4 separate regions of the Homo sapiens genome follow, and all the other regions are linked to region 4. The links are chromatin loops, found by intact Hi-C in ENCODE. Cell type or tissue: IMR-90. All regions are shown on one strand.

The links. Hi-C counts contacts between places; a loop is a spot of excess contacts. Peaks named below come from ENCODE experiments on the same cell type or tissue, not always from the same donor. Only the 100,000 strongest peaks of a DNase experiment are listed, where the experiment ranks them.
Region 1: it touches region 4 in a loop (3-fold over the local background); 6 of 110 quality-filtered maps call a loop at or near these places.
Region 2: it touches region 4 in a loop (4-fold over the local background); 8 of 110 quality-filtered maps call a loop at or near these places.
Region 3: it touches region 4 in a loop (18-fold over the local background); 95 of 110 quality-filtered maps call a loop at or near these places.

What each region holds. Positions count from the first base shown.
Region 1 is chr3:8,532,815-8,540,814 of GRCh38, forward strand. It overlaps LMCD1 (LIM and cysteine rich domains 1), which reads left to right. Exons shown (of 6, transcript NM_014583.4): 2 at 1-11; 3 at 4,371-4,626. Among named protein-coding and RNA genes, the nearest start is that of LINC00312, 35 kb to the right of the region's middle. RefSeq lists an enhancer at 2,798-3,766. In IMR-90, a CTCF peak has its summit at 4,214; DNase peaks (open chromatin) are centred at 4,087 and 6,287; H3K27ac peaks cover 2,054 bases.
Region 2 is chr3:8,555,867-8,563,866 of GRCh38, forward strand. The region is part of intron 4 of LMCD1 (LIM and cysteine rich domains 1); the gene reads left to right. Among named protein-coding and RNA genes, the nearest start is that of LINC00312, 12 kb to the right of the region's middle. In IMR-90, no CTCF peak of the experiment used is centred here; a DNase peak (open chromatin) is centred at 4,935; H3K27ac peaks cover 1,767 bases.
Region 3 is chr3:8,618,523-8,626,522 of GRCh38, forward strand. It overlaps SSUH2 (ssu-2 homolog), which reads right to left. Exons shown (of 12, transcript NM_001256748.3): 9 at 7,707-7,799; 10 at 7,020-7,125; 11 at 5,027-5,134; 12 at 864-1,492. The coding sequence ends at 1,346. Among named protein-coding and RNA genes, the nearest start is that of SSUH2, 22 kb to the right of the region's middle. RefSeq lists an enhancer at 4,328-4,948 and silencers at 4,381-4,675, 4,765-5,144. In IMR-90, CTCF peaks have their summits at 3,529 (motif pointing left) and 4,570 (motif pointing left); DNase peaks (open chromatin) are centred at 1,189, 3,569 and 4,559; H3K27ac peaks cover 2,008 bases.
Region 4 is chr3:8,439,128-8,447,127 of GRCh38, forward strand. The region is part of intron 3 of LMCD1-AS1 (LMCD1 antisense RNA 1); the gene reads right to left. Among named protein-coding and RNA genes, the nearest start is that of LMCD1-AS1, 59 kb to the right of the region's middle. RefSeq lists an enhancer at 1,660-2,177. In IMR-90, a CTCF peak has its summit at 3,072 (motif pointing right); DNase peaks (open chromatin) are centred at 3,094, 5,394 and 6,924; H3K27ac peaks cover 2,367 bases.

The sequences.
Region 1 (8,000 bases), 94 kb after region 4:
CATTCATGGAGGTAACAGATTTTGTCAGGAGGGTCCCTGTCTGCCTTTGTTACTTGGCTGTCCTCTCGGGGAACCCTGGTTGCTTTCTTCGCTGAGACTGCTTTGGTTGTATGCGTTGTCAGGGAAGGATGGCTGCAGAGGGAAGGCACTCCTGCTTGGTCCAATTCAGAAACGAAAAAAGTCCTTGGGGGAGTGTGGCGGGGGCAGTAAAGATGTGAAGAAGGAGTTTAGCACTTCCTAAACCATTTCAAGGTAGAGTCCACCAAACCCAGCCCAGCAAGAATTGCTCTGGGAAGACCCAAGCAGAGGTTAGCTGGTCCCTTGTGCCTTTGGGGTATGCCTCGGGGTTTGGTGGATGGGGTGATCTCCCCTCACTGCACCAACTTCGCTGTGGATGGGTTTTGGTCTAGAGTGGCCCCTGGGACAGAAAGAGAGGTCATTCTGTCCACAGTACTTAAAAACCAGGACCTGGTATTCATATCTGCACAGGAGGACCATAAGATCCAGCTGGAGTTGGATTCGCAGAGGTTTTCTTTCTTTTTTTCCACTGAGGATTCTGAGGTTAAGAATGAGGCTGCCACAATGCAGCGTCCCTGGGCAGCATTCATGTCAGCATCTATGTGGATGGCACCTCTGGAGTGTGCAGGGAACAGACTGTAAGTCTGTCCCTGCGGCCCTGGGAGAGGAAAGTTAAGTTCTGTGGAGCACATAGCAAAGAAAGAGTTTTTATCACCACTGCTGTAGCGTTGCCTTGAGCGCTCAGTGGGGGGACAAAGTTTGGAAGGTGTTTTCGCAGCAATACTGACTTCCATTATGAGATGGGAATTATAAAAATAACTACGTATGAACTGAATGAAATCTTTTTTATTTAAATGTTGAAATAAACCTAAGCAGTAGGTATTAGTATCTCCATTTTGTTGATCAGGACATTGAAGGTAGGCAATGGGGCAACAACTACCAGATGGCAGGATTTGAACTCAGATCTGCATGAATCCCAATCCCATGCTCCTAATCGTTCTGCAGTACACAGGGCTATGAGCTTTCAGAGCAGAACACTGTTCCCTGACTCCATTCCCTGACAGTTCCCAACCTCAGAGGAGCTCGCACCGTCTTCTGGTTGCTAGGGACCTTCAAGGTCCTCCAACTCAGGCTTCTATCCCCTTCAAAAACTCCTTCTATAATTTAAACACTCCTAGGAGGAGTTCTCCACACTTACTATATTTTGGCCATTTGAGCTCTTTCTGGCCTGGAAAGAAAGTCAACTTCCTTATCATTTCAACCCCACTGGTCCTGAATCTCAGGACAGCGTTGATTCCTCCTCAGCAATTTGAAGACAGCTAGGACGTCTCCTTTTATATTTCTTGAGCCAGGGGAAAATGTTATCTAAATGCACCCACCGAGTCAATTCAATCAGTTTTCCCTTCTCTCAAGGACCTCAATCCTGTGCTCCCTGCTGTCCAACATCTGAAAATGATCATTTGGTATATTTTTTCTGGTTTTCCAGTTGTTCAGGAAGAGAGGACAATTCTGGACCCTATTTTTCATGGCAACAAGCAGAAGTCTCTTAGCATTGTTTTAATCCCTCCATTTTCTTGTCATCGTACAAATGATTTGAACATCAAGTGAATTTGTCTTTGAGAAATACAGATTGAAGCTTGCAGGTCCTGCATATCAAGTGTCATCCTTGGTTTGAAGAATCCAAATAGGGACTTAAATTAGACTCAAATTGAAGCAGTAACATCACAGAAGCTTAGGAGGGAAATCCTGTTAAACTTTTTTATGCTCCAGGTTTTAAACTCTCAATTGTTTGTAAGACATTTAAATGACCAAAGTGCCAACCAACATGGTTTAATAGGAAAGCCCTTCAACTAATCATCACAGGACAGAATTCAGTCCCAGATTACCAATGACAGATTACAGAAATGGCTGTTTTAATACCGTTGAGGATATTTTGGGGTGTGCCTGTGTCCTCTATAATCTGGGCACCTGGAAAGAGTGGGGTGGGGTGAGAGGGGTGGATCACTCATGTATAAAGTCCTAGAAATGTGCCTGGCCACATGAAGAGTGTGAATAAAAGGAGAAATTGTGTTGACACCATTTCAAGGAACATCTCAGATCTGTTAACTTTTTTTTGTTTTGAAATGTTTTGCATTCCCAGCCTCTCTAATTATCATCCTGAAATTCCACATTAACTGCAAAAGCTATGCGCAGCCTCCTCATCTAGTTCCATTTATGGAAAGTATTGGGGAGGTCAGAAGGTCAGATGGGACACTGAAGAGTCAGGTTCCTCCATGTCCCTCTATGCCAGGATTTCCTTCACTTTCTGCCTCTTCCTTCTCCTTCCACTTCCAGCCCTGCTGTTCTCACTCCCCTGATACTGCCTAGTGCCTGTCTTCTTAAAGAAGCAGGCTTCTCATGCCTGGCTCTGAAAATGGATAAGCAAGAGAATATTATTGATTGTGAATAAAATGCAAAACAAAACAACCCATTTTTATTTTTATTTATTTAATTTTTTTTGAGAAGGAAAACCTTCTCATTTATTCCCTGCAGCACCCTGAGGGTCATTTTCTCCTTTTTGCTACTGGAACACATCCTTGAGATTGTCAATTTTAACATCTCTCAAATTGCAGCCCACTGAATGTGAACTTGTACTGCAAGCTTCTCCAGTAGCATTCAAAATGTCATGCTGCACATCACCGTATCAAAGTCAAAGGAGTAGCTTTGCACTAAAGAGAGGTGTTTAACCTCCCTTAACCCACTGTTTTCCAAACTCATGACCACTAAGCACCAAGCCTTTTTCTATGTACCACATACTAATCTCCTGGAGAACTGGCCCAGGCCAGTAGAACTACTCCCAGATTTTAGGCAACTCTCTTCTGCCCTGAATGTATTCTACTTTATATAATTTCCATCTGATTTTCTCTCCCTGTCCCATCCCAACTGTAAGCTCCTTAAAGGTCACAACAAGGCCTTCTTCTCTTCATATTCAGTAAGGGGTTCCCAACCTCTCAGCACAATTGACATTTTGGGCCTCATAATTCTTTGTTGTTGGAGCTATTCTGTGGAATGTAGAATGTTTACAGCATCCCTGGCCTCTACCCACCAGACACCAATAGCACTCCTCTACCCCACTGGGACAATCGAAGATGTCTCCAGACATTGCTAATTCTGTCCTTTGGGACAGAATTGACCTTAGTTGAGAACCACTAATTTAGACCATCAGGGCTTGCCCCCACTAGCCCCACAATCAACGTTTGTGATATTCGATCAGACGTATTTACCTCCTGACTGTAGGAGGGAAAAGGAGGGTTCCCTCAGCCTTGCCGATCATTCAGCTGCAGTGACCTCCCTTGCTGGGCCTCCCTCATCCCTGCAGTTGGCCTTGACATTGCTCACTTTACTGTACAAGCTCTCAAGTTGCATGCAGAAGAGCATCTGAGACCCAGCACAGCCTGCCCATGGTGACAGGCCGGAAAGGGAGGGGAGCGATTTTCCTCTCACGCCGTGGAACTCTCTTGATTTCTAAACCTTAACAGCATGACACCAAGTAGCCACAGATTTTTGTTTTTAATTGTCAAAGAGAAGCATGAGGCTTTTTAGTAAATCTGAACCCTCCCCAGGATGTGTTTCCTTCTTCTGACAAAGCCTTCCCAATACACATCCATCTCCCCAGCCAGAGGGGTTTTCTGACCTCTCTCCCTGCTGGGTCCTGTTCACAAATTTCTTGAAGAAAATATTCACTGCATTCTAACGGCAGTATTTATGCTAAAGAGTTTAAAAGTTGCTGAAGCTCCGAGGCTATGATCTTGGAAAACAATTTTAATAATTCTTTAGAGCAGGAGTTTGCAAACTTTTTTTGTAAAGGGCCAGAAAGTACATATTTTAGGCTTTGTAAGCCAGATACTCTCTGTTGTAACTACTAACTCTGCTGTTGTTGCCCCAGATCAACCACAGACAATATGTTAATGAGTGGTCATGGCTGTGTTCCAATAAAACTTTATTTACAAGAGCAGATTGTGGGCCAAGTTTAGGCTATGGGCCACACAGACTCCAGCCCAGCTTTAGAGCATCTCTGATGAACAAATCAGCCTTTGCCGTGGCAACCACCAGGAGGGAAAACATACCACTCTTTTTACCAGCACAAGTTATATCCTACATTCCTCACTGATAGATTAATACAAACACTGTCATTTCCCAAATGCAGTTCCCAATTCCAAAGGCCTTTTTGTCTCAGGTTACCATTTGTCCGCTGCTAGTTTTTCCAACTTAAAGTTTTAGCTTGCTTTCAAAAGGGTAGATGCTGCTAGCAGGAGAATGTGCCTCTTTTTCCTGGAGGTTAATCTCACTGGTCCCCATCCACCCACCCCCAGGAAAATATGCAAGTCTTGCAAATGCAGCCAAGAGGACCACTGCCTAACATCTGACCTAGAAGACGATCGGAAAATTGGCCGCTTGCTGATGGACTCCAAGTATTCCACCCTCACTGCTCGGGTGAAAGGCGGGGACGGCATCCGGATTTACAAGAGGAACCGGATGATCATGACCAACCCTATTGCTACTGGGAAAGATCCCACTTTTGACACCATCACCTACGAGTGGGCTCCCCCTGGAGTCACCCAGAAACTGGTAAGAGAGCTTCCCCAACCAAGCAGTTGTTTTCCTATCCTCATAAATACTAGCCATGTCAAGTGTTTCTGAATTTCAAACATGGGGTGGCAAGAGCTCAAGGTCACAAAAATGACAGGAGTGGCTGTGGTTTTAGCCCTGCCCTTATATCATGTGATGTTGAGAAATGAAGACTATCTGGGCCTCGGTTTTCCTTATCCATGAAATGGGTAGAGGTGTTCATATGGACCCCAAGAGGCCTTGCAGCTCTAGTACAGGGGCATTTATTGTTCCATTTGGGCTCCTCACTTCTGAACAGGAGATAGTTTATCACTCAAAATTCTGAGTGCTTATCTCCATCTGCAAGATATTCATTTTCCCTTGAAGTAGCCTGGGATATGCCCTTTGCAAACCTGTAGGAGAGCAGAGAAACATTTCTCTCTTCTGCCTAAATGCTGAAACCTATTGGTCTTAGGAGGGAGAGCCAAACTGGTTTTATATAACCTTGAACAAAAGCAACCAGAGAAATCTCAAGTAAATGATCAGAGAAACCCTGAGGAGGGCAGAAAGGACACAGGTCCAGAGAGAGCAAGTGACTCACACAAGGTTACACCCTAGCTGCTCGCTGGAATCCCCGGGACCTGCAGAAGGTCTCCATACCCAGGTCTCATCCCAGACCATTGAGTCAGAAGCTCCAGACTACAAAATCCAAATCATCAGATGTGACCATTTAAATGACTCCCCGTGCAGCCACCTTCAAGATCCAATGCACCAGATCAGGGCTCCTACAATCTCAACATGGGTAGATATCACCTGGGGAGCTCATCAGAATGCATCCAGCAAGTTCAGGGCCATCCTGAGATACCGCACGCCTGACATACTCCCAGGTGATGTTGATGCTACTGGTCCCCAGAACCTTACATGTGGAGTAACAAGAGGCTGGATGATTTCTATATGTTAATACAATTTGTAGAAGGTTCAACAATTTTAAAAATGCAAGCATGGCATTTAATTGAATATCTGCTGGAAGAAAAGGAGTGCCTTTGGAGCCCTTCATGGCCCTATCCTTCAGGCTCCTCCATGGCTCCCATCACTGTGCTCTCACTCCCAACATCTCAACACCTTAAGACACTCTGACTTCCTCCTTCCAGTGCTAGAACACACCAAGCTCCTGCCCTCCTTGGGGCCTTCGCACGTCCTGCTCCTTTTCTGAAAGGTTCTTTCCTTGCTCTTCCCAAATAGTCCTTCTCCAGATATTCAGTTTACAATAGATGTCACCTGCCATCCTATCACATTTTTTATTTCTTTTCGTTTCTTTAACAACTTTTATTGCAAACAGATTATCTTTTTTCTGTGCCTAGATATGAGGGCAGACACCCTGCCTGTCCTGTAAACCGTAACATCCCTGCACCCAGGACGGTGCAGGGTGCAGGACAGGTGTGACGAGTGTTAGTGCAATGTCACCTTTTAGGCCAGAGATGCTCTAAGTGTGGGCTGTGGACTGGAGCTCTTCCGCACAGTCTTTGTGACCTGGACCCAATGAAAAAAGTTGAGAAATTGAGAATATATGTTGGGAAAATGTTACAGCAATTTGACATGCAACTGTGTGATGGGATGAGAACTCATATCAGAACAGAATTCCACTGTGGTAAGACTCACACTGAAATCTCATGGGGTATGCGCTACATTCTAATCACATGAGAGAGACCACAAATCACTCTGCAATAAGTAAAAAACAAACAAACCTTGATCCTTCGCCATAGAGAGTTTCAGAGGCACAGTTCTAAGCTGTTGCCTTAGGGGGGAAAATCCCTTCCAGATAAAATGAAAAGAGACTAAGATTTTTTTCTTAATCTGTACTTTTTGATAAAGAAGAGCACATTTTAAAAGAACACTTCAGCATCCATGGACTCGATCACCCTGTAAGGCCGAGTTGTTTTACATGTAAGGAAACACAGAATGGTTAATTGGCTTTCAAAAGTTTTTAGTACTAGACAGGGGCTTGTCCCGGGCCACAGAGTGTGGCCACAGAACAACAGCAGAGCCAGGACATGCCCGGTAGTTCAGAGCTCAGGTCTCCCTCCAGCCCCAGGTCTGGGTAAGCTATCAAGCACGTCTCCAGGATGTCAGTGGAAACTAAAGCAAGCAGCTCATGAAAGAGCTGGCTGCGGGCTTCAGGGACCGGCTGGTGAAAACCCCAAACACATTGACCCCAGACTAATCAGGGGAAGCCATCGTCAGGCAGTGATTAATGCTGGCTCATAAAACCACATGGCTGTAAAGAACCCCTCTGTCTGCTCTTCATCTGGGCGTCCAGGGCAAGTCCCATTTCTGAGATTGGACAACTCCCCCTTCCCACTCACCTTCCCAACATTTTTATTATTATTATTATTATTATTATTATTATTATTATTATTATTGTACTTTAAGTTCTAGGGTACATGTGCACAACGTGCAGGTTTGTTACATATGTATACATGTGCCATGTTGGCGTGCTGCACCCATTAACTCATCATTTACATTAGGTATTCTCCTAATGCTATCCCTCCCCCAGGCCCCCACCCCACCACAGGCCCCAGTGTGTGATGTTCCCCATCCTGTGTCCAAGTGTTCTTATTGTTCAATGCAGCCATAAAAAAGGATGAGTTCATATCCTTTGTAGGGACATGGATGAAGCTGGAAACCATCATTCTGAGCAAATTATCGCAAGGACAGAAAACCAAACACCGCATGTTCTCACTCATAGCTGGGAATTGACCAACTTTTTTTTAATTACCGAATGATCAAGACTGATTATATTTTGGGAATGGGACCGAATTTTGCTATCTCTCATCCTTTGCAACCAGAATGAAAGTCTGAGCAATTCTTAAGCCTTCAAATGCTGATAACAATAAGCCTAATTGTGGATATTTGTTAAGTATTTACTGTATACTAGCCACCATACTAGGAGCTATCCATGCACAATCTCATCTAATTATCCAGCACTGTTAGAAGTATACTATCATTACCCTCAGCTACAAAGAAGGAAACTGAGGCTCAGAGAGATGATGCAACGATGCAGCTAGCCCAATGTCCCACAGCCGATGTAAGTGACAGAGCCAGGTCTTGAACTCAGGCCACCCTGACTCCAAAGTTTGGGCTCTTCCCTACCAATCCAGGCCAGGCCAGGCGAACTGGCAGGTGGGAGGGGAGGCAGGAAGGAGCAGATACCCTGGGTTAGCATTTTCAGGGAAGGCTATCATGAACAGGAAGCAGCTTGAGTGTGGCTTTGAAAGCTGCCAGGATTTGGGGGAAGGAAAGAGGGAGAAGACAAAGGAGACCAGCATCCACTGAGCATTTGTATGTGTATCTCATGAACACCTCACCGCGCCCTATGTGCTGAGTATGTTACAGGC
Region 2 (8,000 bases), 120 kb after region 4:
CTTGAAGCACTAAAGCCGCCATAGGCAATATCTAAACAGATGACCCTGGCTGTGTTCCAATCAAACTGTATTTACATAAACAGGCGGTGGGCTAGATTTGGCCCACAGATGGATGCAGTTTGCTGACCCCTGAACTGGAAGAATCATAAAGAATAGTTTTAGCTTTTTATTAATCTCTTTGGTTTTACTCAATTTTGTTTTGCTAATATGAGCTAAATGATGACGATGATGATGATGCTGTCATCTCCCATTCATTGACTACCTAGGTTATGCCAGGCACTGTGCCAGATATTTTGCATGTTATTTTACTTAATCCTAAGAATTATCCTACAAAGTATATCATCCTCCTTTTTACAAACAAGGGAATTAAAAGACACTCTTAGCAAAGTTAAACAGTGTTTTCAAACTTCAGGTCACAATCCGTCAGTGGGTAATACATCAATTTAGTGGACTACAACCAGAATTTTTTTTAACTGAAAAGGGAAGAGTGTTTCAGGAGTAGTAAATATTTTTCCAGGAAGCTTTTTTTTTTCAGGAGTGTGTGTGTGTATGTGTGTGTGTGTTGGATCAGGACGTGTAATGTATTTGCTACTGTGGATTACAGACAAAAACAAAAATTTCAAAAAACAAAGCTGAGGAAATTGTCTAGTCACCTAGATGGTGAGTAGTTAATCCAGAACTAGGATCCAGACCTGCCTCACTCCAAACCTGACACAGACTCTAATTAACAGGTGTTCCCATCTCTGGAGCACCCACGCAGTTCTAAGCCCCGGGCAAAGCCGTTGCAATTGGAATGAACACATCTGAGACTCCGTCCCTGCTCAGCTGTGGACCAAGCAGCATCCTTTTGCAAGGAGCCAGTCCTTGGGCCCATGCTTGTCAGAGCTGGATTTGAGAACAACCCACACTGATGTTCTCTTACACGTGTAGCATTTATGAAGCCTTTCCATCTCCCTCACTTCATCACATAACCAGGGAGGGAGATTCAGTTAGAAATGTTTAATATTTTGCCTTGCTTGGCAGAGAGCCCCATAATGGATAATCTGCCCCAAGAAGAAATGTAAGGTGAAGGGGTCAGTTAACAGTAGTGACCACCAACACCAGGCTAAGGCATTTCGTATGAGCCAGGGCCTGCCACGATGTGCTACAGATGAGAAAACTGAGGTTCAGAGGGTTGGATGATTTTTCCAAGAGCTTCACCAGTGATGAAGCCATGGCATGAACCATGTTCCAAAGCACATGACCCAAACCGTTGCCTACCCACCCTGCCCATTCTGCACCATAGGGAGCCTTGGGAAGACTATACAGTGTGGGGAAACAGAACTCAAGAGAGCTAAAGATGCCAGAAATGATGTTAGACTACAGAAGAAAGAAACACACACATAAAAACCTCTGGGATACATGAGGCTGCAAAGCAAAGATGGTAAATAGTCACCATAAGAGGAAATGGAGAGATGCTGTTTATAAACAAATTGTTGAGTATTTGTGTTGGAAAGAACCCAGTGCCTGAATTCAAGGCCCTTGTGTTAATATTTACTGTATTGTAGTAGTGAGATTTCCACGAGGCACTCTGGGTTTAGACTGGATAGGCCTTTGGATAAGAGCCTTTTGGAGGAAAACAACACAATTCAGACAGAACTTCTGGCAAACCCGAGACAGAGATTATTGCTGATTTAGAGCCTTCTCATATCTGCTGATCCCTCTCTGAAGGCCAACACAGTTCAGTCCTTCGAGACAGTTCTTCAGCTGAGTAACCCTTGGCCATTGTCCCGAGTCTGCTGTTGCCTAAAACACTTTGTGTCTTGGTTACTCCTATTTCAGAAACCTTAATAATTCTGCATGTACACATTTGATGTTTCTGTCACCTAGGGCTGCATATCAAAGCATCCCAAGGCATATGGCTGAAACCAACATGTATTTTGCTCACAAATCACCATTTTGGCAGGGTTCAGTGAGGACAGCTTGTCTCTGTCCATTCGGTGTCACTTGGAGGAGCTTGCAGGCCAGAGACTGGAATCACCTGAAGCTCGTTCACTCATGTGCTTGAGCTAGAGGCTGGGAAGACACACACAGCAGGGACCCTCCATTGACCTCCTTGACCTCCGAGGTCTCTCCACGTGGTTGCCCTCAGATGGAAGCTTCAGGATACCAAGACTTCTTTCCTGTCAGCTGAGGGCTCCCAAGGTGTGTGTACTGAGAGAGAGAGCCCAGGGGAAAACACTGCCTTTATTACTACCCTGGGAGCTGCATAGCATCACTTCATCCATGTTCTGTTCTATAGAATTGAGTCACTAAGGTGGGACCATATTCATGGAAAAGGAATTAAATTCTATGTTGGTTGGAAGGGTATCCAAGAAATTTGCCAACATGACTTAAACACCCATGGCTGAGGGAACCCCACAACTCTGCAGGGTCTTAGCTTTTGAGCAGCTGAATCTAAAATGTTCCTCAGCTTTCTTGAGGCAGGTGTTTACAAATTGCAAAGGCCCCAATATTCAAAATCTTTCATTTCAATTAAGAATCTCATGCCATTAGAATAAGGAACAAGGCAACACTTTACTGGCACAGGAAGAAACTTCCCATTTGTTCTATTTCTGAAAGGTTTGTTTCACACATCCTCTACCCAGGTGGGAAATAGTCTGCAAACAAGGTCACATGACAAATGTTGGAAACGTTCTCACGAGCAAGCTCCAATCTTAGATATTTGGGAACATGAACAAGAAACAACTGATATGCTAATTATAAAGCATTCTTCTCCATGCCTTTTACCATAGTCCCAAAGAACTTCCATTTGACCATACTAGCTCCTTAATAGGGGAAGTAACCTGAGAATGGCCTCATTGGTCTTTCTTAAAAAATAGTGTTGAGTTTAAACATCCCAGGAATTCAAATGAGCCTTTGTTGTAACTGAACTGAATTGGTGATATCAGTTTTGCTGAGCTTATGTATAAAGTTATTTTTAAACAGTCTATAACAGCGGTTCTCAAAGTGTGGCCCCAACCACACCAGCATCCCCTAGGAACTTGCAAATTCTTGTGCCCCACCCCAGATCTACTGTATCAGACACTGTGGGGAGGTGGTGGCGGTGGGGGAGCAGAGATATGTTTTAACCAGCCCTCTAGGGGATACTGAGGCAGGCTCAACCCTGAGAACCACTGTCTCCAGGGGCAGGATCAGATATGGGGAGGAGCAGGCCCTCCAAGCAGGGGATGAGTGGAGCTGAGTCTGGAGCAGTGGCAAATGATGAAAAACTCACACGACTCGATTCTCTGGCCTTGCACAAATGGAGAGAACTGATAGGGGAAAAAATAGAGCTCATCAGTGGCAGGAATGACTTCCTGCTAGTCTACATGCCCTTGGTATCATGGAAGGAAATCCAGGCCTCCAAACCTGCCTTCAACATATCTTTGTCATTTTAGGAAAGTGGTTTAATCCCTCTGGGCTTTACATTTCTAGCCTGCAAGGTGGGCAGAGTTAAGGAATACACGAGATTTTAGCAAATCATTATTGAGCCCTTATAAAGTCCAAAAATTCCATTATGTCATTTAACTCACACCACAATCCTATGAGGTTGCTATCATTACTATCGCCATTCAACAGGTGAAAAAACAGAGGCACAGGTAAGTTAGTTCATTTGCCCAAGGTCACACAGCTATGAACCCAGGCAGTCTGACTTGGTATCTCCCCTCTCAGCCACCTGTTGCAATTTAGAAATTGCAAACCTCGCTACAAAGAATTGTGGGAGAGACTAAGTTTGTGCTGAGAAAGGGCCAGGATGATGAGACCCAAGTAGGCTGGCATTCTGACTCTCGGCTGCTAGCTTGTCTCTCGTGGCTGAGGGACCACCAGACGATAGATCCAGGACAACCTCAGGTCTCTCATCCTTTGAGATGACTGAGTTAAGGATACAGAAAATGGCTTAGAGGCAAGAAGAGCACATTTCATCCTGACACATGTTGAGAGGGCTCCTTACCTGGACATCTTGTTTTCATGGAGTGATAATGATACTGTTTGCTTAAAGGGGCTGGCTACTGGTAGAAACCAGTCCAAGAGCCAGGGATGCTAGGGAGAACAGTGAGGGAAGAAATGCTCCTCCAAGAGGGGCTTCACAAAGTGCTTTCCAACGGATGAGAAGGTTGCAAACAAGCTCTGTGAACAAGAATTTTCCTTCCTTCCTTCATACTGCTGCGAGAATATCTCCCTACAGTGCAAATTAGAACCTTGAACTCCTCATCTCAAGAACCAGTAACGGGTTAGGTGCAGTGGCTCATGCCTATAATCCCAGCACTTTAGGAGGCCAAGGCGGGAGGATCCTTTGAGCTCCGGAGTTCAAGACCAGTCTGCGTAACATAGTGGGACCCCATCTCTACAAAAAATTTAAATATTTTTAAAATGTCTTAAAAAGAACCAGTCGTGGCTACCCATTGCCTCCAGAGTGAAGTCCCAACCCATAACCTGGGTTCAAAGCCACCCATGATCACCCTAAACTGCCTTTTGGACCTGATATCCCCCTCCTTCCTTCAGTGTATCATCAGGGTGCCTGCCGGTGCTCCCCAGACCAATCCAGGTGCATTTCTATCCCTCTCCCTTTCCCTACTTTCATGTCAATTCACATTTGTAAATGTGGAGTGGGGAGCCCCATTGATATATCATGGTGTTACCCAATGGGGTGTAGTTTGGTGAACTGACACGAAGTCCCTTTTGTGTGGGAGGGAAAGAGCTGGAAATTTCATTCTGTAGAAATAAGAAGCCAGACAGACAACTCACTTTGTATTCAGACAGCCCTGGCCAAAGAGTTTACAGTTCCCAGCTATGCAGGAGGGAGGGTGAAAATAAGTAGATGATGACTGGTCACTGATTTTTTGTCTAGACCCCCTGATGGGCTCCAAGCCAGCTGAGTCTCAATCATGTGAAGAGGAACAGGGTTTTCATTTGAGCGAAAAACTCACACCACTCATTCTTGGGGGTGTAACTGAAACCACAAATCTAGCATGTTCTAAGGAACATTATCAGGCACAGTCAGGATCCAGTTCAAGATATATCTAGTTGACCAAACACATTCCTTATATAGGCAGTCATTCAAGAGCTCCTACGCTCAGAAACTGCTATCAGTACATGACGTTCCTTGTTATTCAGTGTTCTTTTCCTAATTTTCACCATTTTAATGTTTATTTCCTCTTCAATATATGAGTATATTAAGTATGTAATCAAAGTATATAAGTTAAGAATAGTAAGTGTGCAAACTCTTATGTGCTTCCCTGTCTTCACATGGCAAAAAAGTAAATATTTCTATTTTGGCTGAAACATAGTTGATACTTACTAAGTTTAAATTAGCATCTAAAGCCAGGCTCAGCAAACACTTTCTTTGGAGGGCCAGGTGATAAATATTTTAGGAGATGTGAGCCAAGAGCCAAAATTGCAATATCATGTGGGCACTTTATGTAACAAGAGAGAAAACAACTTTCCATGGGTTTTTTAAATGAAATTCAAAAGATAATAATAATTGAGCACAGAGTTTTTTTTTTTTTTTTTCCAATATAGGTCTACTAATGAGAAAAGCAGAAGGGGTTCTTTCTTGGGAGAAAACATTTCACTGAATTGGAGGGCAAATGTAAAATCCAGTCTTCATTCTCATGGGGCTTGCGAGAACAGACAGTGGCTGGGTTTGGCCATGGGCCGTAGCTTACTGATGCCGGATCTCAAGTCCACATGATGGAGTAGAAAGAACTTTGGCTTTGGAGTCAGGTTTGGCCTTTGTTCAAATCCTAGCTTTGCCTCCCATCAGCTGTGCATTACTGAGCAAATCACTGAATCTCCCTGACCTTCAGTTTTGTAATTTCTAAGAGAGAAGATAATGATTTTCCGAATAGAAAAATAACTCTAGAAGGAGAAATAACTCTCTCGGGCTTATGTAAGGGGTAATAGTAATGCGAGCAAAGTCCTGAGCACAGTGCTGGATGCAGACACGCTGTAGGGACATGACAGCCATTGTCGTTTCCATCATCATCGGGGCTTACAGGAGCAGGGGATAACTCCAAAATGACTCAAAAGATTGTGTGGATTGAGAATGTCAAGTTCCCATTCTTTAGAGGATGAGAATAGGCAAGTTATAAATGTGCGATGGATGGATACCTGAATGAACCAGTGAATGAATGAGCATTTAGCAACTTTCACTGCTCCTGGGAACTGGCAGAAGACAGAAATCTAGAGCTCTCACAGAGAACTTCTCCCAGGCACACTCACCCTCCCCACAAAGCCCCAATCCTAACTGAAGCTGAGGAACAACATGAGTTGAGGTCCACCTTGTCATGGTTTCTGAGCAGGCCAGTGAAAATGTTACTGGCAGTAAAAGACAGATAAAGGAGCCCCAGATGGAAAGAGGATGACAAACAGCCAGGCACTGGCTACATTAACTGCTGAGAGGCCCTGTAGGGAAGCTGCTTCTCACCTCTAGCCATTGGGCATGCTGCTCCTTTGCCATGCCAGAATGCATTCTCCTGGGAGCCCTCCTAGCCCTTCAGACAATTCCCTGAGTTTAGTCTCCCCACCCGACCCAGCTCAGTTCCCATAGAAAGCCACAGAGCCAAGGGCGGCAGTTTGAATCCCAGCTCTGTTTCTTGGCTGTGCCCCCCTTCACAAGCTATTTTGTCTCCTTGGGCCTCGCTGGTCTTATCTATAAAATGAGTGCATTTCCTGTGTACCTACATCTCCTATCCAGAGGATTGCTGTGAGATAAATAGGAATGTGGTTGATCCCTAGAGCCCCTCATCCCTCAGAGAGGCCTCTCCTGCTAAGGTGGTCCCTGCTATCCACCCCCAAAGTCACTCTCCATTCCCTTACCCTGTGATTGTTTTCCTAGTATTTATCACACTCCATGATTATCTCATCTGTTTTTTTATATATTTATTTTCTGCCTCCACACACACAAAGCTCCAGTTTCCCTGAAGGCTCTGGCATTATCTGCCTGGGTCACTGCTGTATCCCCAGCATCTAGTCCAGGGCCTAGCACACAGTAGATGCTCAGTAAACATGGATGAGCCCCTGAAAGGCAAGAGTGTTTTGAAAGCTCCCAAGAACTTTCCACAACTGTCTCTGGAGCCCAGCTCTCTGCTGCACTTAGTCTAAACCTGTCTCTAAGGTGCAGACAGATGCATCATCTGCTAGTGTCTTCCACACTCATCTGTTGTCCCCTAAGTAGGAAGTATGAGGTGGGAGGGCAGAGGTTTCCAAATATTTATTGTTCATCTACTATGTGCCTGGCACCGAGGAGATGTGAAAGCAAGCATAGTTGGATGTGGCTCCTGCTTCCATCTAGTGTAGAAAGAACAGGTATCAAACAACCATACAGAGAAAGGTAAGCAGAGAAGCTTTATTATGGACTTAATTGCCCCTGGAAGGAGGTCAGAGAAGATTTCCCAGAACCAAAGATCTTTAAGTCTCACATCTGAAGAATGAAAGGGAGTTAATCAGGCAAACAGGAACGGGAACAATGTACCAGACATCCTGAACAGCAACGGCAAAGGCCTCATGGCAGGGTGGAGCATTCCTTCATTCAGCAACTATTGATGGGGAATTTATGTGTGCGGGGCCCAGTAGAGGGTCCTGGGTCAGAGCTGCAACCAAGCAGCCTCTCTCTGCCCTCTGCAGCTAGCCGCTTAGTGGAGAGAACAGATATAAATTAGATAATTCCATAGGTATTTAAAAAATAATGTTAGCTAACATACATGGAGTCCTTTTGGGGGATCTGCCAAAATCATGCATGGGTTCCAAATAACTTATGTAGATACTTGGCCCTGGAGGAGATGGAGCACTCTTTAGACATGGAGGGCTTGGTGACTTCCTTCCAAAGAGGATAGTATGGAAGTGGGGAGAAGAGTCACTTTACAGTGAAGAATCTGACAAACACTGCCTCCACCAGAAGGTCAAAGTCAACCGCAACAGTGACAAGTGAGGGCGACAGTATGTACCCTTGAAGGATGTGATAAGAGGAGCAGTTTGCC
Region 3 (8,000 bases), 180 kb after region 4:
GAGTGCTCATTTCCATATCATTTATCAGTGATGCCCTGGGGGATGGCCTCAGTCTCCCCAGCCTCCCTCAACTAGGCCTGTTAAGTCCACATCCCAGTGAGGGGATTTGGGGATCAAGAGAGTGCACCAATGGCCCTCTGAGGGGCTGCTTCCTGAGGCCACTCCTTGCTGTAGCAATCCCCTTCTGGGTGTGGGGCAGGCATCATGAGATGACGGAAGGTCTATGGTTACCCACAACCAGATGCACAGAGACCTGCCTAGCCCAGCACCACCTCTCCAAAGCTGACTCGGCAAAAGGACTGCAGAGCATCCCCTCCAGCACCACCCCCCACCCAGCCTTATACCACCAGGTGGGAGCTCCTGCCTGTGATGGGTGCACAGAGCATCAAGTTCACATCTTATTCAGTGGGCAGGCTCTAAGGTCAGCCCGTGATGTAAAAAACTGTAACTATTCGAAAACACTCTCTAAATTCCTTACATAGACACCACACTAGAGATTGGCATGCAGACCCTTGGTCCATCCAACACAGCTGGTTTGTTCTCCAGCTGTGAAACAGATCTCTATTTCTTCAATTGGGACGTGCATGAGGGGCACACACTCTCAGAGCTGCCATCTTGTGAGGAAGCTCTTGCTGCGTGGAGAGGCCACATATATGTGCTCCACCTGACAGCTTCCCTAAAGGGGTCCCAACCACCAGCCACCATCAACCACCAAATATCTGAGTGAACCAGCTTTCAGATGATTTCAGGCCCCACCCTTGAGCAGCTCCAGGCTTCAAATCTTCCAGGTGAGGCCCCAGACATGACAGAGCAGAGATAAATCATCCGCACTGTGGCTGTGTCTGAATTCCTGATCCACAGAATGGGCAGTAACATATTGCACTTTATGCCTAAGTGCAGTATTTATTGTGCATTAGGGCCAGATATTTGTGTGTATCCTTGAACATTTCAGTAATACTCAGATCGTCAAGAGGCTCCCACTAGAAGAAGCACACCAGAACCAAGACCGACAAAGGGAAAAAGCAAAATCAAATCACACGCATCATCGGGGCATTAACTTGGAGACCAGAGGCAAAGTCCTTGCCATTTAAATTATTTCTCTCATTTGTTCTACAGGAATGTGTATAGCTGAATTATTGTAGGTTAAACATATGAGTCATGGATTCCACCAGAGGAGCTGTATAAGGGGTTGGAGCTTGATAGATGATAAGCTGGTTTTTCTGGAAGGACATGCCAGGGTTTGTATGTGATTGTCCAATGCAGCCAACAGTGAACACACTCAGAGAGTGTCGGCCATCTTCCTTGGCAAACGTGAATGGCAGGCTCTGGGGACAGCCATGCTATGTCACACGATGGTACAGCCACAGCAATACCGCTCAGGATAGTCCACCGCATACACCTGGTGGTCAGTGCCATAGATGTAGTAGACATAAGTCTTTCCTTGGTACCAATAGTGAACTTCTGTGAGGGGGATCAGCTCAATGGTCTGGCGCTGAGGAAACAAATAGCCAAGGAAAATGTCAGTGTTCTGTTCAAGTCACTCACCTGCTCAGGAACTTTCAGTAGCTCCCTACTGTGTGTGGTATGAAAGGTCCTGCTCTGGAGTTGGCATTCAATATGGTTTGGCTCTGTGTTCCCACCCAAATCTCACCTTGAATTATAATAATCTTCATGTGACATAAGAGGACCTAGAGGGAGGTAATTGAATCGTGGGGGTGGGTTTTTCCCATACCATTCTCATGATAGTGAGTAAGTCTCACGAGATCTGATGGTTTTATAAAAGGCAGTTCTCCTGCACATGCTCTCTTCTTGCCTTGCCTGCTGCCATGTAAGATGTGCCTTTGCCATTCCTCTGCCTCCCGCCATGATTGTGAGGGCTCCCCAGCCATGGGAACTGTGAGTCCATGAAAACTCTTTCCTGTATAAATTACCCAGTCTCAGATATGTCTTCATTAGCAGCATGAGAACAGACTAACACAGCATTCTAAACCCTGCTACAATCTGCCTTCAATCTGCCTTTCTAGATGTATCTCCTACTGTGCTCCTTCACGCACCCTAAGCTCTGGCCAAAACCGACTTCTCATCTTTAGCTACCATTTGATTCTAGGTTTCACCAAGTGGGCACAGGCATCCCCAGGGGAGTTCCAGGGTGTACGGAAAGTCACCAACCAAGTAGGACAACTTCCAGAAGCATTAATTTTTAGATGGAGTGCTGGGGGGCAGTGGAGGATAAAGTCGGTTTAAACATGTGTGTATTAAAACAACCACAGAGGTATTAGGAAGCGGTTTCTAACATTTGAATCAAATTTTAAGATAAAACATTGACCCCGAAGACATTTGAAAGCTTAGTTGGCTGTGCCAGGCTATTTTCAGGATGGGGACCTCATTCCCTCCCACAGGGAGATGCTAAGTCCCTCATTCTCCAGCCCCTTCTCTGAGCAGTTACTCAATAACTTTCTGCAATATGAGGCCCTGAACAGAAAACAGCAGCCCACCTTGGGAGCAAACATTAGGCTCCCATCTGTACTGGCTTCTGGTGCTGTTTTGTTACTGGCAACTACACTTCGTAGTTGACATAAGAATGTTGCTCCTGATCATCTAAGCCAAGCTTTCTTGTGGACTTCCTGTGGGCCGGGCTCTGTGCAAAAACCCCTAAGTTCTTCTGCACAAGATGTTCCCCTGTCCCAGACTCAGATGTGGGGACCCAAACCCAGGGACAGGTGGCATGATTGGCCCAGGGTCAGGCCCTCTTTACTTGCAGGGAATTCTTCCTGTTGGGAAAAGAACCCCAAGTCCTCTTGCTGTAGTTGATAGCTTGAAGACCCTAGGGAAGAGGTAAACCAGGCCGGGTGGGGGGCTGAGGCTGAAGCCATCTGGCTGCTTCGACTTCTCTCTCCATTTCAGAAAAACTGCCCTGGCCATCCCTGGAGATCTGGGCAGTGGGGGTGTATTTTGAGAGGCAGGCCCCTGTTCTGTCAGAGGAGAGGCCAGGGGGCAGCATGACATTGCAGAAGGAAGAGGGGAATCAGAGTCAGGGCACAAAATTTCCACACAGCTTTCCATGTGATCTTGTGCTCCAGTTCTCTAGACCTCAGTTTCCTCATCTGTGAAATGGGAATAAAAACTCTTATTTCACAGAGTTGTTGAGACAACCAGATAAGACCCCGGTGACTGAGTTTTCTTCATATGCCAGAAACTGGAATCCAAATGACAATTTCGGAAATAAAAGTTGGAAGATGCCTCTTGAAATTTCAGTGCAAAGGACCCCAAATAGGGACTAAAGGGCACAAGGAGATGGGAGTCAATGTCAGTGCTCAGAAGGCCTGGACACTGAAGTCAGGACCACTCTTGTTTCCAGATTTTTCTATTAAGATCCAATGGAGAGCATGGCAATACCAGCCCCCCCACAACCCCCGCAATCCCCCTGCCTCTATCTGCTTCTGGCTCAAAAAGTCTCGAAGTTTGAGGCCACAAATTGCTCAAGACATCAATTGCCATCAAGTGGTCATCACGTAATTGGCTGTTTATCTGTCTGTGCAGCTGAGCCCCTGCAATAAGCAGATTCCAGGTCTCAGAGTCATGGCCATGGCTGGGAGATGGAATTTAGCCAGCTATGTCCTCATGGCTGGATTTCGGCTCTAACTTCTCCATCTTGAGTAAAATATTAGCATGAATCTTTGTTACAGCTCTAGGACCAAAGGCAAAATTAGAAAAAAGATTCAGAGAAGTGACCTCCACTCCCATTATACTCCTTTTTAAAGAAAAATGTGTATTTGCCCCCTGGTTTACCCTTCCTGGCTCCCGGAATGGCTGTATTGGCAGAGGCAGGGCCTCAGGAGACCTGAGTTCTAGTCCTGGACCTGCCACCAACAAACTGTGTGACTTAGGACAGGTAACTTCCCCTCCTTGGGCCTCAGTTTTCCCAGCTGCCAAAATATTGAAAAACTACAAGTTTTCATCTAAAAATCTGGACTTCAGACAGTCTGGAAACACTGGGTCTTGTGCCTACAGAAAGCTGAGTGTCGACAGGCCCCTTTGAATGACGCTCTGTCACCCTCCTTACTGCCTGGCCCTGGTAGGCATGTAAGTTTGCAGTGCCTGAACTGCATGATTTCTCAGCCCCCTTCCAGCTCCAAGATGATCCGTATTCATGTAGATAAAAATGCATCTTCTCTCTCCTACAAATCAGGGAGATGTGCAGACAGAGACAGAGAAGGGGAAATGCCCATTGCAAAGGACAGAAAGGGACATTTTGAGCACCGGGTGCCAAACACATTTCGAGGGTTTTGCTGCAAAACCCTCTGAGGTGCTTTAGTGTCTTTTTTCGCAGGTGAGAGACTGGCTTTGAAGGAGGGAAGTGGCTGGCCCAGGATCATGTTGGGATGCAGGAAACGCAGGATCTCAGCCCAGTCTGCAAGGTTCCTGTCCCGGCTGCTGTCCCACTTCATGCAGCTCCAGCAAAGCACATTATCAGGCCAACCTCCCACGTTAGGGTCCCCTGGCTGGCTGCAGCAGCAGCAGAAGGGGCTACTCAGGGCTGCTCCTGGGGATGTAGCAGCCACCACCGCCACCTTGTGGCCATCAGGATACAGCGGCCAAAACCACAGAGGCCAGGAGAAGACAGGGCTGGGGGTTGGGAAGTGCCAGGGGCCTCAGGGGCAAGACACTGGGCTCCAGCCAGGCCTGTGACGTTCAATCCCCACCTTTTTCTTCCCCTATCTGAACACCAGGGAGTCAGAATCAAAAATCCCATGACACCACATTCGTGCTTAAAACCCTGCAATCGCTTCTGGGAATAAAAATGCAAACTTCTCCTGCGACCCACGGTCCTTCCTGCCTCTGCGTCTTACTTGCCCTGCTCCATGCCCTGGGGCCTTAGGTCAGGCCCTACCCCTTCCCACACTCCTCCCCCGGGACCTCCCTCACCTCTACGTCCTCATCCTTCCGCTCCGACGTTCTCAGGAAAGAGGGCTCAGCAGCCCAGGAAGAGACGTCAGAGCCAGATGGCCCCTCCGCCCTGGCTCACCTGCTGCAGGACGCGGGCACGGGAGGCCAAGGCAGCGCTGTGCTCTGCAATGCCCCTCTGGGAGGCAAGAGAGATGTCTCGCAGAGGGAAGTCCACGATGGGGTACACCTGGGGGAAAGAGAGAGAGACACAGACCACCTGGCTGCCGCACCTGGAGCCTTGGAAGTCACTGGGGCTGACTAGAGCCAGAGCCAGAGCCAGACAGAGAAGGGGGCTGAGAGAGGGACCCACGGTGTGGTCTCAGGAATTTCAAAAACAGGAAAACAGGGGGCCTGCAGTCAGAGAGAGAACGCTATCACCTGCAGCCCACTGGATACCCCAGCTGCGTGCCTCCTGTGTGCCGGGCACCGCGCTAGGTGCAGGACAAGGCAGTGACCATGGCTGGTGTGGTCCCCGTCAGTGTGGACTCGTGGGGTCTGTACACGTGTAGCGGGAAAGGAACTCAGATTCATTTCTCATGTACACATTCAAACCGCCCTCTAAGGGTCAGGCACTGTCTGTGAGCTGAGGATACAAAATGAACCACAAATAAGCCCAGGCGCTTGCACTCAACCTACAGAAAGTCCGGGCACTGGGGCATCTCCTCGGTCCCCAAAGCCCCCAGATCCCCTTCTGCCAGGCTTGAAAGCCTTCCACATATTAAGGGCAAGCATAGCCCTCCCCTGGGGCTCCCTGTTCTGCCCCTCATTGTGGAACTGTGGCTCCTTCCTCCACCCTCCTCCTAAGTGTCCACCTGGGCCCAGTGCTGCTGTGGACGCTGAGGGTGAGACGGTGGTCAGAGCTCAGCACCAGGCAGGGTCAGCTCACAGAGCTGCCAGCAGCCAGTGACGCCTAGGGATGGTCCTCAGTCTGAGCTGAGCCCAGGGGGAAATCCCTAACTCAAATGGAAGAGTGGGGTGCAGGGCTTCTGGTGGGGGGATGCCTGAGGTGAGCCTTTAAAAAGCCAAATTACTGGAGCAAAGAAAGGAGGCTGACACACCTCCCTATAGTTTGAGGACCCCCATCAGAAGTCCCATTGAAGCCAATCTCTCTGCCAAGGCCAACGGCAGAGTGAGAAAACCTTTTCTGCTAAGAACCAAATAGTAAATACTTCAGGCTTTCAGACTATGTAGTCTGTCATTATCCAGCTCTGTCCCACCATCAGGAAAGCGGCCATAGACAACCTGTCAGAAAATGCGTGGGGCTGTGTTCCAATAAAGCTTTATCGACAAAGGCAGGCAGTGGGCTGGGTGTGCCAACTCCTGGCCCGCAGGACCCTCTCCTCTGGCTGAAGGTACCTCTCACTTCTGAGCTCCTAGCTCTGCCCTGCTCACTGCCCTCTGCCAGTCCTCAAGGCCTCTGCCCCACTGTCCCCTCGCTCCCACGCCACAAGGTCCACTCCCCAATTGCCCTGCATCCAGGTCTGTGCCCAAGGTCACTTCCACAAAGAGGCTTTCCCACCTCCAGCTGGAACGACACTGCCACCCCTCCCTGCCCCTTACCCTGCTTGAATGTTTCTCAGTGCCCCTTCACCATCTGACATTGCTATAAAAGGGTCCATCATAGTCCCCTCACCAGACTGTAAGCTCTATGAGGGCAGGGTCCTTGTTTTATTTGCCATGGTCTACCCAGGGCCAAGAATAGTGCCTGATATAGGAGGAGGGTCTCAAGATTTGTGGAAGGAAGGAGGGGATGAGGAAGAAAGGGAAGGAGGGGATGAGGAAGGAAGGAAAAGAGCGAGGAAGAAGGGAGGGAGGGAAAGAGAGAAAGAGAGTATTAGGAAGGAAGAACGGCATGGTGGGTGGGGAAGGACAGAGGGCTGAGTGTGTAAAAGTCAAAAGGAAACTGACAGCCCCCAGGCTCCCCACAGCCTTATCCATGTCTGGGGAGCTCTGCTCCTACACAACCTGTCCTTCCAAGGAATGCAGCCTGCACACACAGCTAGCAGCCCCAGGCCCACGAGAGCAGAGGAGGAACCCAGCTTCCTTTGTTCCCATCTACAATGCCCTCTTACCACCGAGTTTTCATCCTTAAAGAGGTTTTCTCCTTTGGCTTTAGCAAGGAGCTCCCTGGGGCAGTTGAGCCGGTGCTCAGACACAAACTCAAACAAGCTGTTCTTCCTGGAGGGAAGGAGGATGAGGGATGAAAGCACACAGTGTGGCAGGTTAAAAGCATGGCCTTTGCAATCAGACAGACCTGGGGTTGAGGGCTTGAATTGCTACTGGAGGGACCTTGCAACAGTTCTGTAGCCTCTCTGAGCCTCAGTCTCCTCACCTGTAAAATGAAGCTAGTAAGGAGAGTGACAGTTCAGCTCCATTACCTCATTTCATCTTTGCCTACAAAGCACTTAGCAAGGTGCCTGAGACAGGAGAAACCTTTAATGCACGGAAGCCCTGACTGACTTAGGGACGTAGCAGGATGCTATGGCTCTATTCCTACGGGAAGGGCTCAGTTGTGGAGCGGCTGCTGCCCTAGAAAGTGGTGATGGCAGAATTTGGACTGAGGTCTGTCTGTTCTAAAGCCAGTCAGCATCCCACAACCCCACACTGCCTCTTCCAAGGGAATTCTCCCCCTTCTAAGTCCTGGCAGGTTCTTGCACTGTGAAAGCCCCAACCAACCACAGTTTCTCTGCAGAAGCCAGTCCAGGGCTAAGTCCCTCAGCCACCCCCGCATGCCACAGCATTGAGACACTGCCACATACCACATGATGACAAGCTGGATGAAGTGCAACAGCTTCTTCTCCCCCTTGCAGGTGGCGCAGGTCTTGTTCCCTCTCCCTGAGCAAGTGCTGCATCTGAGAAAGGCACAGAGTCCGTACCCCCAGATCAGTTGCAGGTCCTGGTGGCTTCCAGAGGCTCCCACCTGCACCCCCTTCCTCCTGGAGGTAGACTGTGGTGGGCCTGCATTGTTTGTACCTGCCCACCACCTAGTCCTCCTTCTGCTGGCAGTGCCCCAATATCTCTATGGGGATCACCCTTCCCCCACCCAGCCCACA
Region 4 (8,000 bases):
TCTCGGCTCACTGCAACCTCCCTGCCTGATTCTCTTGCCTCAGCTTGCCGAGTGCCTGCGATTGCAGGCAGGCGCCGCCACGCCTGACTGGTTTTCGTATTTTTTTGGTGGAGACGGGGTTTCGCTGTGTTGGCCGGGCTGGTCTCCAGCTCCTAACCGCGAGTGATCCGCCAGCCTCGGCCTCCCGAGGTGCCGGGATTGCAGACGGAGTCTGGTTCACTCAGTGCTCAATGGTGCCCAGGCTGGAGTGCAGTGGCGTGATCTCGGCTCGCTACAACCTCCACCTCCCAGCCGCCTGCCTTGGCCTCCCAAAGTGCCGAGATTGCAGCCTCTGCCCGGCCGCCACCCCGTCTGGGAAGTGAGAAGCGTCTCTGCCTGGCCGCCCATCATCTGGGACGTGAGGAGCCCCTCTGCCTGGCTGCCCAGTCTGGAAAGTGAGGAGCGTCTCTGCCCGGCCGCCATCCCATCTAGGAAGTGAGGAGCACCTCTTCCCGGCCACCATCCCATCTAGGAAGTGAGGAGCGCCTCTTCCCGGCCGCCATCCCATCTGGGAAGTGAGGAGCGTCTCTGCCTGGCCGCCATCCCATCTAGGAAGTGAGGAGCACCTCTTCCCGGCCACCATCCCATCTAGGAAGTGAGGAGCGCCTCTTCCCGGCCGCCATCCCATCTGGGAAGTGAGGAGCGTCTCTGCCCGGCCGCCATCCCATCTAGGAAGTGAGGAGCACCTCTTCCCGGCCACCATCCCATCTAGGAAGTGAGGAGCGCCTCTTCCCGGCCGCCATCCCATCTGGGAAGTGAGGAGCGTCTCTGCCCCGCCGCCCATCGTCTGAGATGTGGGGAGCGCCTCTGCCCGGCCGCGACCCCGTCTGGGAGGTGAGGAGCGTCTCTGCCCGGCCGCCCCGTCTGAGAAGTGAGGAGCCCCTCCACCCGGAAGCCGCCCCGTCTGAGAAGTGAGGAACGTCACCACCCGGCAGCCACCCCGTCCAGGAAGGAGGTGGGGGTCACCCACCGCCAGGCCAGCCGCCCCGTCCAGGAGGGAGGTGCGGGGGTCAGCTCCCCACCCGGCCAGCCGCCCCGTCCGGGAGGGAGGTGGGGGGGTCAGCCCCCCGCCCGGCCAGCCGCCCCCTCTGGGAGGTGGGGGGCGCCTCTGCCCGGCCGCCCCTACTGGGAAGTGAGGAGCCCCTCTGCCCGGCCAGCCGCCCCGTCCGGGAGGGAGGTGGGGGGGTCAGCCCTCTACCCTGCCAGCCGCCCCATCCGGGAGGGAGGTGGGGGTGTCAGCCCCCTGCCCGGCCAGCCGCCCCGTCCGGGAGGTGAGGGGCGCCTCTGCCCGGCCACCCCTACTGGGAAGTGAGGAGCCCCTCTGCCCGGCCAGCCGCCCCGTCTGGGAGGTGGGGGTGCCTCTGCCCGGCCGCCCCTACTGGGAGGTGAGGAGCCCCTCTGCCCGGCCAGCCGCCCCGTCCGGGAGGGAGGTGGGGGGGTCAGCCCCCTGCCCGGCCAGCCGCCCCGTCCGGGAGGTGAGGGGCGCCTCTGCCCGGCCACCCCTACTGGGAAGTGAGGAGCTCCTCTGCCCGGCCACCACCCCGTCTGGGAGGTGTGCCCGGCAGCTCAATGAGAACGGGCCATGATGACAATGGCGGTTTTGTGGAGTAGAAAGTGGGGAGAGGTGGGGAAAAGAGTGAGAAATCGGATGGTTGCCGTGTTTGTGTAGTAGGAGGTAGACATGGGAGACTTTTCATTTTGTTCTGTACTAAGAAAAATTCTTCTGCCTTGGGATCCTGTTGATCTGTGACCTTACCCCCAACCCTGTGCTCTCTGAAACATGTGCTGTGTCCACTCAGGGTTAAATGGATTAAGGGCGGTGCAAGATGTGCTTTGTTAAACAGATGCTTGAAGGCAGCATGCTCGTTGAGAGTCATCACCACTCCCTAATCTCAAGTACCCAGGGACACAAACACTGCGGAAGGCCGCAGGGTCCTCTGCCTAGGAAAACCAGAGACCTTTGTTCACTTGTTTATCTGCTGACCTTCCCTCCACTATTGTCCTGTGACCCTGCCAAATCCCCCTCTGTGAGAAACACCCAAGAATGATCAATAAAAAATAAATTAATTTAAAAAAAAAAAAAGATGAATGATGGTAATCCTTGCCTTGCCCTATAGGTAAGATAACGTCTGGCTTGGGGGCGGGGTGTTGTGATTATGCCTCTGCAATCTGTCATCAGATGCACTCTCACACCCAAACTTTGATGTGATTTTGAACGCCCTGAATCTTCACCACCTGTATATAAACTGTGAATGGGAATACTGCATTGCAGAAGCAACTCTGACAGCGCTGTTCCCAGCCTATAGGCCTCTGTCTATAGCCCTCAGCAAGATTTCTGAATAGAACTAACTTTAATTCATTAAGGTGGCCAGGCAAGGTGTCTCATGCCTGTAATCCCAGCACTTTGGGAGGCCGAGGCGGGCAGATCACTTGAGGTCAGGAGTTTGAGACCAGTCTGGCCAATATGGCAAAACCTCGTTTCTCCAACAAAAAAAAAAAAGATACAAAAATTAGCTGGGCATGGTGGTGCACGCCTGTAGACCCAGCTACTCAGGAGGCTGGGCAGGAGAATCACTTGAACCCGGGAGGTGGAGGCTGCGGTGCGTCGAGATGGCACCACTACACTCCAGCCTGGGCAACGGAGCAAGACTCCATCTCAAGAAAAAAAAAAATTAAGAGGCTCAATTCTTTTTTCTTTAGTCAACATAGGCAAAGGAACACTTTGATGAGACGGGAGATACAGTGGGAGCCATCAGCCTCACTTTCTTACTCTAGTCACCAAGTGGTGCTCATCCAAAGGGGAGGAAATGGGGGATGCGGCCACTCAGGTTGCACTGCTGAGGAGTGTTGGAGCTGGGATGCTGCCTGACTCAAGAGAGAGATGGAGCCACAGACACATGGAGGCAAACTGAAGAAAGACAGATAAAGGAGGCAGCTTTTCAGGAATGCGACCCCGGGGTTGGGGAAGGTGGAGAAGAAGGGAGGGAAAACTTGAGGCCTTGCACTCAGCTTTGACAACAACCTCATTCAACCACTAGATGTCACCAAACACAAAACCCGTTAGAAACGGAGAAATGAAGCCAAGGAATCTTGATCCCAAAGAATTCCTGGACTCAGCCCTGGAAAAGTCTTAAAGCTAAGGAATGTGGCATGCAGATCACTCTAGGTAAAGCAGGACTGACTTTTATAACTGTCACCAAAGGAGACGCCACATCTCTGGTGTCCTGGCGCCTGCATCTCAAACACACAGCATCTTAGTTAATTCTCAGAACATGCCCGGCAGGGCAGGACCACCACTATCCCCATTTCACAGGTGGGAGCACTGAGGGCCCAAGAGGTTGTTACCTCCTCAAGTCCACACAGCTAGGAAGGGGCTGAACTAGGATTGCAGCCAGGACTCTCTGACTTTCCACCTGGGCTCTTTCATCTATACCATGACATCTATCCCAGGGACATGACCCGCTACCACCATTACAGAAACACCACAGCCACAGGTTCCAAGGCAGACCAGGGCATTTCTTTAGTTCATTAAACTCCATTATTCTAATATAATTACTCCTTGATTTTACAGCAGCAAATTATAATAGCCAGTAGTGGAGAACAGTAACCTGGATTGCCAGAAACAGCAGAAGGTTTTGGTTTGGGTTTGTTTTTTCACTTTTGACGTTTATTGTATAGGTTGCACTTCATTTGGGGGAGTCCGAGGGGGAGTGTTTTGTGTGGTTTTAAATCAACCTATTTAGCTTCTCAATGTCATTGGGCATTGGATAAAGATCTGAGTGTATATGTTGTCTGATACAGAAAGTGAGTGAGAATGTAGGTAGAAAAAAGAAAAACAGCACATGAAGAGATGTAGAAAGCTCAGCTAAGCTCAAACTCTCCCAGTGAAACACCAAAAGTACAGGGACAACAGTAGTTTGGAATGAAGCATTGCTCCTCATACAGCAGAAGAGAAACTGGAACATCCTAACATCAGCACCAAAGCAGTTTTCCATGTCCTCATTCCCTCATTCATGCATTCATTCAAATATTTACCAGGAGCCACAAACGTGACCAAAACATGCCCTTGCCTTTACAACTGCTCCCTGTGGTAGAGGAGACCTCTAAGCGAATAATCAGAATACAACACACTTAGTGTTATATCTGAGATACACACAAGGTGCTACTGGACAGATAAAACAGGGAAGGAAAAAGAAGACGTTAAACATGGGTTTAAAAGATGAATAGAAGTTCAAGTACAGAAGGGCAGCCAGGCAACAGGAATGAGAAGTGCAAGAGCACAGCATGGAGCAAAAGGGCAGGAGAAGGTCACAGGATGGCAAAAGTTTTCATGCATGTGAGGGACTGGGAAACTTGTAGGGTTTGGGAAGGTGGAGCAGGAAGAGGCAGGAAGGGTAGGCAGGGGCTAGATACAGAGCCACAGGCCCCTGAGCACTTGCGATGTGCTGGTCTGAACTGAGATGTGCTGTGGGTGTAAAATACACACCGATTTTGAAGACTCAGTGGGAGCAAATAAAGTAAAATACCTCATTAATATTTTTACATTGTTTGGCTGTTGAAATGATAATATTTGGGTTATACTGAGCTAAATAAAATATATTATTAAAATTAACTTCACTCATTTGTTTTGACTTTGTTAGTGTGGCTGCTAGAAAATTTAAGATGACATATATGGCTTACAATCACCTCCACTGGGCAGTGCTGGGCTCATTCAAGCATGAGAACATCGGATTCCATCATAGGGGTCTTGGGGCTCATCTGGTAGCAACAGGGAGTCACCAGAAATTCCAGAGCAAAGGAGCAATTCAGTCCGCTGAAGGTTTAGGAACACCTTCAGTGGCTTCAGGTTGGTGGGGTAAAGCAGTGGTCGGGGAAGGCACTCTGGGGGACATTAAGCTTCCTAAGTCAGGAATGTTTAGGTCTGAATAAAGCAGAGAAGGAAAATGTGGGAGAGCTATTTAAGAGAAGAGAAAATAATTGACAAATCAAAATCAGATTATTACACTACAAAACCATCACAGGATTCAATTACAGTCCTTTGTGGGGAAATGCCTCCTCCTCCATCCCCCCCACGTCCCCAACTCCCACCAGATCACATAGTGTAACCTTCCTGGCTGATGTAACACACAAAGCTGAAAAGATAGTTTTCAGGACACAGGAAAAGCAAGTGGCAATGCTTAAGAGAAGAACTTACTCCTCTTTCCTTGTTAAGGATCCAGGAGGCAAACCTAACCCCGCTGGGCCCCAGACAGCAATTCCTAACAGTGTGCTCTTTTATACCTTCCTTCAAGGCTGCTGACAGGAAAGGCCGTTGCCAAGGAAACAGGCTGAGCCAGGAAGCTGACTGGAGCAAACACAGACAGTCTCACGGCCGCTCTGTGGACAGAGCGGACCAGTTGGTAAATATTTCACCAGGCACATACCAGAGACGCAAAGCAAACAGTATGTCATCCCAGCGCTGGGCTGGAATCGTTCCACGAGGAAATGTTGAACTCAGAAGCTGTGCAGCTTCGTTCCCATGTTACAAAGGATGACCTCCCAATATGACAGGGCTTACAGTGGGGCATTGGGACACTTTGCTAGAGTGGGATTATAGCACTCTATATGTGCGAGTTCCACATCTGCGGATTCAACCAAATGAAAAATATTCTCCAAAAAATGTACAAATAATACGAATTGTAAAGTACATTAAATAAATAAAATATAAACTAACTACGTAGCATTTACATTGTATTAGGTATTATAAGTAATCTAAAGTACATAGGTTACAGGCAAATATGCTATTTTACATAAAGGACTTGAGCAGGAGCAGTTTTTGGTATCCGCAATGGCCCTGGAACCAATCCCCTTTGACTGTACTGAGCATCTCCCAGCACAGAGGCTATCAGTGCTGGTGGCAAAAGAGATGTCAAGGTACTCTGGAGAAAAGTAGAAAATCAGTGGGCAAGCTACTTCTCCTTCATGGCAGCCTCAATTTTGCTTACCTTTAAAATGGGTATAATCTTTTAAAGATTATGTAATAGGATGAGCATTCAATGGAATAAAATAGTTTAATAAATAAGATAAATGTGTAGTCGCCTCAATAAATGTTAGTTTCACTTTCCGCTCCAGTGTGTAACATCTAGAATTAAAGATATTCTGTGTACAGTTTGAATGCCAACTATTTAGATACAACACTTCTATTAAGTAAGCCTAAGTCTGTCTTAGCTTCCTCAGTATATAACACTGAATACAACCACAGAGGGATTCTTTTTGCTTTGTATCTTTTACGTGAATGGCAGGTAAGTCACATCTCCTGGATTTTTTACTGATGTAATTGATGATCTGGGCTCAAGTCCTGAACATGCAAACCATTCCAGTGAATTCCATTTTATTAGATTGAAGCCATAGCTCTAGCCTAGCAAGATCACTTGAAAGCTGTCCTCTGTCCTCAGGGAGCTTCATGTCTGGGGCAGTGGTTTTTAAAACGTGGTCTCTTGACCTCAGAATTAACTGAGGTGATTGGTTAAAAAGGTGAGTTTTCAGTCTTCATCTTAGACCTATTGAATCAGAACATCTGGAGGCAGGTCCCAGAAACTTGCAATTTTAGCAAACTTTCCAGTTTACACTCATGCACAATAAAGTTTGAAAAATCAATTTTCTTCATTATTTCTGCATTTTAGAAATTGGTCCTTGGACCACCTGCATTTGATGCCTGTTGAAATGCAGGTTTCTGAACATCATCCACATGTAAGGAATCATAGTCTCTGGACTCAAGAACCTGCCTGTGTAACAAACTCTCCAGTTGATTCTTACTCACACTAAAAGCTGAGAACCAATGGCCTAGTGAATCGTAAAGAAATACTCCTCAAACTTGGCATTGGTGTGCATAGGAAGTGCCTGGAGAGCTTGTTAAAGCAGAGATCGCTGAGCCCACCTCCAGAAAATCTGACTCACTAGGTTTGGGGAGGGATCCAAGAACTTATATTTCTAACAAGCTCCCAGCTGATGGAAATGCTGCTGATCCACAGATCACACTATGGGCAGTTGTGGTGTTAAACTCATAATAGTCTATATAGTTTTAAAAATACACCCATATCTAAAGAATCTATACAAATCCTATTGAAACAAAAATGGCCATGCCTTATTGTAACCTGGGAAAGGTTTGTGTATGCATGTGGTAAAATACACATAACATAAAATTTACCATTTTAACCATTTTAAAGTAGACAATTCAGTGGGCATTTAATACATACACAATGCGGAGCCACCATCACTACTGTCTAGTCCCAGAATTGTTTATCTCCCCAAAAGGAGACTCCATACTCATTCAGTAGCCACTCCCCATTCCTGCTTCCCCTCAGTCTCTGGCGACCACTAATCTGATTTTTCTCTCTATTAATTTGTCTTTTCTGGATATTCCACATAAATGAAATCATACAATATATGGCCTTTGGCATATGGCTTCTTTCACTTAGCAAAATGTTTTCAAGGTTCATCCATGTTGTAGAATGAACCAGTGATTTATTCTAGATCACCTTTTGTTTATCCATTCATCAGCTGATAGATGTAGGTTATTTCCACCTCTTGACTACTGTTAATAGTGCTGCCATAAACAATAGTGTGCAAGTTTTTGTTTGAACATCTGTTATCAATTCTTGGGGGTATACGCTTAGGAGTGAAATCACTAGGTCACATAATAAGTTTGTGTTTAACTTATTGAGGAATTGTCAAATTGTTTTCCACAGCAGGCTATACCATTTTACATTTTAGTCAGCAATGTATTAGGGTTCCAATTTCTCCACATACTCACCATCACTTGTGATTTTCCTTTTTTTATTATGACCATCCCAGTGAGTGTGAAGTATCATCTCATTGCAGTTTTGATTTTTATTTCCTCAGTGACTAATAACATTGGGAATCTGTTCACACCCTTACCGGCCATTTGTGGATCTGCTACGGAGAAATATCTATTCAGGAAC